Linked DNA regions of Mus musculus: region 1 is linked to region 2. A link is a loop called in an ENCODE intact Hi-C map of the cell type or tissue named here. Cell type or tissue: left cerebral cortex. All regions are shown on one strand.

What was found. Hi-C counts contacts between places; a loop is a spot of excess contacts. Peaks named below come from ENCODE experiments on the same cell type or tissue, not always from the same donor. Only the 100,000 strongest peaks of a DNase experiment are listed, where the experiment ranks them.
Region 1: it touches region 2 in a loop (2.3-fold over the local background); 1 of 42 quality-filtered maps calls a loop at or near these places.

What each region holds. Positions count from the first base shown.
Region 1 is chr9:27,056,096-27,061,095 of GRCm38, forward strand. Ncapd3 (non-SMC condensin II complex, subunit D3) reads left to right here. Exons shown (of 36, transcript NM_178113.4): 16 at 1-83; 17 at 1,766-1,986. Among named protein-coding and RNA genes, the nearest start is that of Ncapd3, 28 kb to the left of the region's middle. In left cerebral cortex, no CTCF peak of the experiment used is centred here; DNase peaks (open chromatin) are centred at 2,450 and 2,948; H3K27ac peaks cover 559 bases.
Region 2 is chr9:27,296,676-27,301,675 of GRCm38, forward strand. It overlaps Igsf9b (immunoglobulin superfamily, member 9B), which reads left to right and starts at 2,429. Exons shown (of 20, transcript NM_001326702.1): 1 at 2,429-2,842. The coding sequence starts at 2,779. In left cerebral cortex, CTCF peaks have their summits at 741 and 2,499; DNase peaks (open chromatin) are centred at 2,475, 3,237, 3,480, 3,930 and 2 more places; H3K4me3 peaks cover 3,352 bases; H3K27ac peaks cover 3,371 bases.

The DNA of each region.
Region 1 (5,000 bases), 240 kb before region 2:
TGTTGATCCTGCAGGACCATTGTCGAGACCCTGCCATATCTGTGCGGAAGCAAGCCCTACAGTCTCTTACAGAACTTGTTATGGTGAGGAGCGCCACACTGGGTACAGAATGCTCAGTGCCTTGCATCAGAAGCAGTTCTGAGTTGGCTTTAATGGTTCACACCTGGAATTGTAACATTCATGAGGCTGAGGCCTTCTTGGTCTACAGTATGTATGCCCCATCTCAAAAAAAAAAAAAAAAAGGAAGAAAAGAAATTCTGTACTCGTAGTAGGCTTCAGGCTAGAGCATATACTTTGCATGCCCAAAGTACTTGAGTTTAGTCCCCAACACCACAATGAGGCAGGACTGATTGTACACAAGAATTCCCTGTTGCTAAACATTTAGTAAACCATTTAGAAAGTCACCTGAGCCCACTATAGGACTAAACCCAATCAACAGGGGAATAAAAACAAATGGCAGATAACTGCCTTTTTAAATTCAACTAGGAACTTAGGGAGACAGTGTTGTGCTACTTCTTGATTTTTATCTTAAGTCCCAGCTAGAAGAAGGAACTGAAGATTTTGAATTGATTTTAATTTGTATTTATGTGTATGTGTGTATGAGTATGTGAATGCATGTGCGGGTGCCCACATGGGTCAGAGATGTCATATCCCGCAGTTGATCATGGGCCAGCTGATACCAGTACTGGGAACTGACCACTCTAGAAGAGCAGCAAGTGCCCTAACCACTGAGCTGTCTCTGTTAATTACTTTTTGCTCATGGTCCCAGAGGGTCAGAGTCCACTGTGCCAGGGAGGCATGGCAGCAGTCAGCAGGTGTTGTGATCATCTGGAAGCCAAGAGCTCACACCTTACACAGCAGAGAACAGACTGGAATGGGGCAAGGCTTCAGCAAGGCTGTACCCTCCACGCTGTAACCTTTCCAAACACTGCCAGCAACTGGGGACAGAGTATTCAAATGCCTGGACCTAAAGGACAGTGCTCATCTTAACTATCGCTCCATCTCTTGTCACTTAAGATTATAAGTATCACCAGAAGAGTTTGTTCATTACTATGATATGTAATTTATTTCTCCTAATTAATTGGCTGTTGAAAATTTTTTTAAAAGGATGACTACTTTGATCAAAGAAGGCATTAAAGAATGCATAATTTTTAAGATTTATTTTTATTATTTAAGAGAGTGGGTGTGTGTGTGTGGTGCGTGAATGTGAGCATGTTCATGTTCATGCAGTGCCCATGGAGGCCAGAGATATCAGAGCCTCTGCATCTGGAGGTAACTGAGTTGTGAGCTGTCTGACGTGGGTACTGGGAACTCAAGTTAGGCATCTAGAAGACCAACAAGTATGGTTAACTGCTGAGCCATCTCTCCAGGCCTAGCAATGCATATTTTATCTTTTGGAAGTAAATATCATTTGTTATTGGATTTGAATAACCAAAGTAATATTGATCACTAATAATAAAATAATGAGTTTAATTTATAAGTTTAATAAACATTGGCTCATCATAAGCTAGAGGCTGCAGTTTGTTTTCGATGTCTTTGAATGTTGTTTTGGTTTTCCTTTTGTTTTTGTTTTCTTTGTTTTATTTGCAGCTAACTGAATTATTTTATTTGCTTATGCACAGTGCCAAATATTATGCCAAGGGTTTCTTACCCTTTTTAGGTGTGATTAGATTTAGCATGTCTTTTGAAATGCCAACTGAAACTTCATTGGCTTGTACCTAGACTTGTATTAATGTCAAACAATCTGCTATGTTTTCAACCTCAGGCCCAACCTACATGTGTCCCAGTCCAGAAAGCCTGGTTGATGGGTGTCATCCCAGTGGTGATGGACTGTGAGAGCACAGTGCAAGAGAAGGCCTTGGAGTGCCTGGACCAGCTCCTGCTGCAGAACATTAAGCATCACAAGAAATTTCACAGTGCAGACAGAAGCCAGGTGCTTGCGTGGTCCCTACTTGCTCTCCTCACCATAGAGAACCAGGATCTGAGGTACATTGACTGTATCCTTCACATTTCTTATAGAAGGCCATGTATTGTTTTGTTATGTTTTAAAGAGTTGTTTTTTATTTTATGTCTATGAATATTTTGCCTGTGTGTGTGTGTGTGTGTGTGTGTAGCTAATGGGTTACTTGATCTTTTCAGCCCTTTGGTATTAACACTTTCCCACTAACAATGCGTTCATCCAGTCAGTGTTTTCTCAATACCACCGACACTTGTGCTGATGTTCCTTTAAGGGACGGATGTGTTCCACAGCAGAGTCTAACTGTCTCACTCTTGTTATTATTGTAGTTTCTTTCTCTGTTGCTGTAATAAAATTCCCTGACAGGAGTCTTAAGGAGGAAATGGTTTATCTTGGCTTATGTAGCATATTCTGTGAGGGAGCCACAGTAAAGAAGCACAGAGCAACAGATGCCAGTGCAGAGCTCTGTCTCCATTGAATACAGCTCAGGATCCCGCCCACGAAATGTTCTTGTCTTCCCATATCATTGAATGCAGTCTGGATAATCTGTCACATACATTCTCAGAAGCTGACCGTGAGCGAATCCCTCGTACAGAAAGAAGCCTACACTCTTGCTCTGTAGGTGATGCTAGACTGTCAAGTTGATGTCTAGTTATCATCTACCTAGTCTCAAGTCCCAAGGGTACCCAGTTTTAAACAATCGGCTCCCTCTCAAAAGGCTTTTCCTTTCTTATGTTTAGTTATTTTTTAACTTCCCAAACATTGGGCTCGTTAGTATTCCATGCTTTCCTACCATAATGCATTTCTACAGGATCCATTACCTCCTAAGTGTCCTGTGATGTGCATTCTCTAATGCCTGATAGGCCATGAGGACCCTTTAAATGCCTACTCTTCAAGTCTAAACGCTTGTGTTTACAGGCTATGTATAGCTTCATTTCAGTCCCGTTCCGTAATGTTTTCAAACACACAGCTGTCTGATTTCAAAAAGGAGGCTGCTGTTGTTCTGGCACAACCTTCAGCCACCCAGCCTAGACACACTGAGTAGGTGTCACAGCCTTCTCTCAAAGTGCGTGTTGCCAGAGGGAGAGAATATAACAATATGTGGTCAACTTGGCACAAGCGAGGTACATCCAAAAGGAGGGAACCTCAGTTGAGAGAATGCCTCCATAAGTTCCAGCTCTACGGCATTTTCTTAATTAGTGATTGGGGGAGGGCCCAGCCCATTGTGGGTGGGGCCATGACTGGGCTGGTGGTCCTGGCTTCCGTAAGAAAACTTGCTCCATGAGGAGCAAGCCAGTAAGCACCACTCCTCCATGGCCTCTGCAACGGCTCCTGCCTCCAGGGTTCCTGCCCTATTTGAGTTTCTGTCCTGGCCTCCCTCAGTGATGGACTACAGTGTGGAAGTGTAAGCCAAATAAACCCTTTCTTCCCCAACTCACTTCAGTCATGGTGTTTCACTGGCAACAGACACCGTAAGACATCTGCTCTTACAAAAAGGCACAGTCCTCTAGAATATTTTTTCAGAAATGTTAAGTGTGAAACTGAAATGAATACAGCCCCTCATGCTTGTTTGGTTTAGAAATTGACTTCTTACGGTTCTGGAGGCTGGCGATCCCAGGTTAAAGTTCTATGCGTTCTCTTAGGGCTCTTCTTGGCCTGCAGACATCCTTGTCTTATTGTGCCTGCAGTCTTTTCTCTGTACCTGTATGTTCCTAGAAGCTGTAGGAGTGCAGTTTTCTTAAGCTGCTCCCTAGTGGCCTCCTTTTGACTCTGTTGGTTCTTTTATAGGCACTGTCTCCAAACTAAGTCACATTCTGAGATTACAAGTGTCGAGTCTTTTTTTCTTTTAAAGATTTATTTATTATATGTAAGTACACTGTCACTGTCTTCAGACACGCCAGAAGAGGGCATCAGATCCCATTACAGATGGCTATAAGCCACCATGTCGTTGCTGGGATTTGAACTCAGGACCTCTGGAAGAGCAGTCAGTGCTCCTAACCACTGAGCCATCTCTCTAGCCCAAGTGTTCTGTCTTTTAACATAAAGATTTTAGGAGGGCTGGTGAGATGGCTCAGTGGGTAAGAGCACCCGACTGTTCTTCCGAAGGTCTGGAGTTCAAATCCCAGCAACCACATGGTGGCTCACAACCATCTGTAACAAGATCTGACGCCCTCTTCTGGAGTGTCTGAAGACAGCTACAGTGTACTTACATATAATAAATAAATAAATCTTTTAAAAAAAAAAAAAAAAAAAAAGATTTTAGGAGGGCGAAGGTCAGCCCATCACACACTTCTAAAGGGAAAACATAGTATCTTCCTTTCCACACTGAACCTAAGCAGTTGCATCACAGGATGGTGAATATGCGCTAGAATAATCAGCAGCTGCTGCTATGGCTGCACGTTTCCCTTATAAAGCCCTTTTGTATAAACTGGCAAATACAAGAATATCACAAGGCTGCATTCCCCTGAGTTATTTAGTGTTTGCAGAGAGGGAAAGCTTCCAGGAGTGGGCTATTTTGTTCCATTTCTGAGTTCGTGCCATGAGCTCCTCTCCTTGCTTCCTCCAGAGGATGCAGCATGCGAGGTACTGCATTGGAGCAGAGAATGGCCTCAGCAGACACAAAGCCTGGACCTTAACCTTAGTTTTCCCGGCTTTTAGAGTTGTGAATAGTAGATTCTGTTCTTTATCAACTACACATACCCAGATGTATAGGAGCAACTCAGAAGCCAGATGAAGATGACACTACAACCACAGGAAGGACAGGCTGGAGAACTGGAGCCCACAACAAAGGATGACCGCCTGCCTTCTTCTCTAATGCTTCTCACTCTGTAGAGCACGCCTCATAGACAGCAGGCGACTCGAGCAGGTCACAAGTCAAAGCGGAGATGAGCAAGAAACATAATTAATCTGACATTAAACTTCTCTAACAGTCAAAGGAGTTAGAAATAAAATAGGTTTCAGTTTGCTAGAATGTGAGAGTAGAGTCTGTGCCACCACGGCCTGCATACATACATACCCCCCCCCCCCAAGCACGATTAAGAAC
Region 2 (5,000 bases):
AGCACCCCACCCTCCGCTTTGTTTTCTCTTCTCTTTTATGAGAGTAGGGTCTCTTGTAGCTCAGGGTGACCTTCAGTTTTGTGTGTAGCTGAGGATGATCTTGTACTTCTGACCTTCCAAATGCTGGGACAATTACCTAGGCCACCAAGTCCAGCTCTGCTCATGACAGCCTTCTTATGAGAACTACCAGGGAGATCCCAGGAGAATTACCTAGCAGTGGCATGGCTTCCAGTGACTTAAGGACTTCTCAGTAGAACTCATGTTTTTTTTTTTTTGTTTGTTTGTTTGTTTGTTTGTGTGTGTGTGTGTGTGTTTAAAATGTATATGAACACAGTGTTGCTGACACACCAGAAGAAGGCATTTGATCCAATTATGGATGGTTGTGAGCCACTATGTGGTTGTTGGGAATTGAACTCATGACCTCTGGAAGAGCAGCCAGTGCTCTTAACCCTGCCCCCCCCCCCATCTCTCCAGCCCCAAACTCACGTCTTTATATTAAACTATATCTATATGTGTTTGTGTGTGTGTATGTGTGTGTGCACATGAGTGCAGTGCCTGTAAAGGGGTGTTAGATCCTTTAAAGCTGTAGTTACAGATCATGGACAATTACCTTAGGATGTTGAAAACCAAACTCTGCAAGAGTTGTGCACGTTCTTAATTGCCAAGTGTCTCTCCAGCTCCTAGGACTTACCTCTTGAAGGTTCCATTCTTCCAATACTGCCACCTTGGGGATCAAGTTTCCAACAACATGAACGTTTCTGAGGTCAAAATTAAATCATAGCCTAGCCTCATCACCCATTCTGCAAGTGGATCCCAATAAGTCTTGATAGACTTAGGACCCAGAGGAAGTATGTATGGACGTATATAGATGTGTGCAAACCTGTTTATGGGGAGACTTGCATATGTGTGTGTTGGAGGTAGAATTGGTGCATGTTGCCTGAGAATTGATGCGTCAAGGAGATCTAGAGCGTGCAGCTTCACCAAAGCCCCAGGAAAGAAATGTCAGCCCAGAAAGGACCTAAAGCAGTGGCCCATGGGAATATATCAACAGAGTGATAACTCATGAGTGTGTTCGCATGAGCAGGGCGAGTTTGCAAGCAGGAGGTATTCAGAAGTCCAGTTCTCCAGATGCTATTCAGATGATAAAAGTTCATTAGTGTGTGTGCTTCTCTGCTTAGGAGCCTCAGCTTTTCATCTCCTGGATGGCAACGAGAGTGGAGTTCTCCAAAAAGAATGACCCTCCATCACTCAAGGCCACTCTATGTGAGATACACGAGTCCATGCGCACACATTGGCTTTTCCAGCAGTAAGCTGTTGGTCTATGGGAAACTTCATGCTCTGTGCTTATTGAGAGATTGCCTTCATTGCCCCTCCATTTCTTCCCTGGCCAACAGCCCCTCCTAGGGAGCTGTGCCTCTCAGCACTGTGTCAGAAGCTTGAAAGAATAAACATCTCCACGGCAGCCTCAGAACACTGTGAGATGGTTGTAGAGGCTTTCATGATGCTCATTTATTCCTTGTGTAAACACAATTGTATTGGGGGAGGAGATGAAGAGATGCTGGAGTAGGGAGCCTGGGATATAGGAAGCTCTTCCAGCGTCTTTATTTATTATCTTCTGCAGAAATGAGGAGGACCTTTCCCTTTTCCTTGGTTCTCTACCTCACCCCCTGATCGCTCACAAACGCCACCTTGACTTTATGCTGCTGATATGGGGCTGGGCTCTCAGTAAGGTAGGAGAGGAAGCAGCATTTGTGTGCAGGAGAGGCAGCATTTATTGGGGGGGGGGGGTTAATGGCTTTAGTAATCATGAGCAACGATGACCAGCAATGGGGGTGGCAGTACGTGTGCACATGTGTTCCAGAGGGGTCTGTGACTCGCCGCAGCTGAGCCAATGACTCATTCCAAATTTAGCGACTTTTAGAGGTCATTTTAGTCATCCTCCTGGCTTTGGGCTGGATGGAGCCTAACTTAATATAACGTTTGGTGGAGGTAGTGTTCTGAGAGAGTGAGCAAAGAGTGGGGGTGGGGGGGGGAGGTATCACGTGGTCTCTTTGAACCGTTCTCCAGAAAAGGACGTTCCCTAGTTTCCCCAGGATGCTTGGGTTTCCCTATCCCCGTATCAGCGTGGTCCTCCCGGGAACTGCTTTTTTTTTTTTTTTTTTCTTGATAGAAACCGGATGTTGGATTCTCAAGGTGGGCGGGGGCTCCATCCCCTCGGATAACCTGTCAAGGGTTATTGAGATTCTTAGGGTCCCACTAGCCAGTACGAGAAGCTACCATCTATTTAATCAGAAACTTGCCATGCAGTCTGAGCTGAGAACAGAATAGAGCAAAGACGTTACAACGCCTTTTCCCAGGCAATGCGCATGATTCTGCGGCTCTGTGCTCGCTACACTTCAACGCACCTTGAAATGGGCTCGCCTTCTTCGCGCAGCGACGGACTAAGAGTTTAGCCAATCAGTGCCTAGACTCGTGAGCACTGTCCAATAAACAGCCGCCAGGGGCGGACCACCAGGACAGGCCCGGCTAGGCTTCACCGTGGACCTGGCTGCGCTCTGCCTCGGTTGGCAGTGCAGGTGCCGCTGCGCCGGGGCCCGGGAGGCTGCGCGCGCCGAGACGAGCGGAGCCAGGAAGGGATGGAGAGCGGGCCGCCCGGGCTACAGGAGCACCGGCAAGGGGCGTAGGCGGGCGAGAAGCGGGCACTGAGGCACGAGAAGTGTGCAGACGCAGGAGCACTTTGCGATAGGATGAGGCTCTTGGCTGGCGCGCGGTAGTACTATGATTTGGTATGTGGCCACTTTGATAGCAAGTGTGATCAGCACCCGAGGTCTTGTGGCTCAAGGTGAGTTGAAGTGCAGCATCCCTCCTCCAACCCTCTTGGCGTTCTTAGACCTTTGCTCCAGGCTCTGGCTCCCGAACCCCGGGGGCGAGGCTCCGGCTCCGGCCAGGCGCACCTCCGAGCACTGGCCCGGGCAAAGGCTGGGGAACTGCGGGTGGGAGGAACTCGGCGGGAAGGTGCGGGAGCCCTTGGGCTGCGAACGCCTTGGAATCAAAGTGGACTTAGTCTACCTTAGGCCCCTTGGTTCACAACCACACGTCGAATCTGAGCTTTGGGGAACCCCTAGTGCTCTAACTCTGGCTGCTGGGGACTTTGATGGTCTTTAGGCAGGATTCCGCGCGTCCCAGCCCTGCACAGCACCGCTGGATGGAGGAGCCCTTGAAGGGAGGCGCGATTAAGAGGTTGGGAGTCCCCGCAGCCGCCTCGAAGGGATCGGGTTCTCCGCCCCGCGCCCTTCCTTTCCACACATCTTGGCCGCGGAGGTCGGATCCCCTTGGCAGGTGACAAGCAGAATTGACCTAGAGGCTCCGAGCAGCATCTGCTCTTCTTGGTTCTGTCGGCCGCCCGCGCCCACCTTGACTGCATCTGGGCCCCGGCCAGGCAAAAGTTCCCGGGGAGGCGCCGTCGCCGCGCTTCAGGCTGCCCGGCCCAGCGGCCTCGGGGCGAGGGCCGCGAGGGAGGGGTCTGCCCAGCTGCGTCTCAGAGTCGAGTGGGATTTTTTATTTCTGCCTTCTCGGGTTTGAGCCCAAGAAAAAGCTAGGGAGAAGCCAAGGCGCGGGGTGCATACTTGAGCGCGAGGGCTTTCGCTTTGGAGATGGCAGAGCTCTGGGTGGCACCCGGCTCTCGGCCCTTGTATGGAAGTCAGAGCCGAGCCTGGAAGCTGCCAGGACTCTGAGCTCACGGTTTCTGCGCGCGGAACCGACCCGACTGCGGGCAAGTTCGCAAAGCAGGGAGATGGCGGCGGGAGAGGAACGGTCTGTGGGTGGAAGGCGACAGGGTGACGAGATTCTGCGGACTAGGGAGCCTTTTTGAAGGGCTCTGCTGGAGGCGCGGGCTTCCCCGGCTTCTTTTGCACCTTGCCTCGGGGCGTGTGGGGGGGAGTGGTTTGAGAAAGTTTCCGGATTGGAATGTATCTCCTCTGCTACTTGAGAGGGGGTTCTGAAACGAGAGAGTGGGGCGAAGGGAAGGACAGCTTTCCAACAAGCACTATGATGGTCGGGATGGTTATAAAGGTTTCCATTTGTCAGGTGGGAAAACCGAGACAGAGTGACCTCAGAAGAAGCTTATGGAAAAAAGGTGGATCTTGCTGTGCTTCTCCCTTCCCCCTTCCCATGCAGTCTTTCAGTGACTTCCTCCTCCTCCTCCCCTCTGGGTTTTGGTATATTCTGCTGTGGGGCTGTCCCTGAAAGCACAAAAGGCTGTGCTAGCATCCGAATTGAAGAGACACCTAAGGAGGGCTCTTCAACTAGCCTCCCAACTTTAGCAAGGGACAGATTTTTTTTTTGTTTTGTTTTAATTTAAACACAGACTACAGGAAATTGGGTTTATATTGCCGAGATTCACAGAATGGCTAGATTGAAGAAGGAACTTCCCAGTGTTGAAGGTTGTTGGTTGTGAAGGTTATTGGTCCTTCTGTCTGGAACTCCTACTCTTCTGTCTGGGAGCAAGGGTGACCTGATTGGTCTTGGATTCTTTTTAGTCTGAAATGGCTCAATGAGGCACTTACAGACATAGGCTTACTGATAAATGGACAAGATTCAAATCCTGGCCGTCCCACTTGCTGACCCCGTGACCTTGGACACATTTCTCAGCTTTTCTAAATGTCACTTACCTCAGTGGAAAGTGGGTTAGCTGTAGGAGTTTGTAGAGGCTTGGAGTGTGTGAACAGTTCTGTGACGAAGTGGCTGGGTGCCTGTTGTGAAATATGTGCTCACCAGACATCAGTGTTAGCATTTCAGGATCTATGGGATGGGATTCCTATTGGGTTATGCAGGGAGCGGAGAGTTAAGAGTGTGTTGGGGGACATTCAGAAGATTGCCTCCGAGGAAGCTAGACCCCTTCCTGGGCTGACCTTGCCTGGTGGAACCTCTCTTTCCTGCATCCCAGGGAAGTGTGGGTGGGGCATGCAGAATTGCTTGGAAGTCCTTTACAAGGTCTGCAA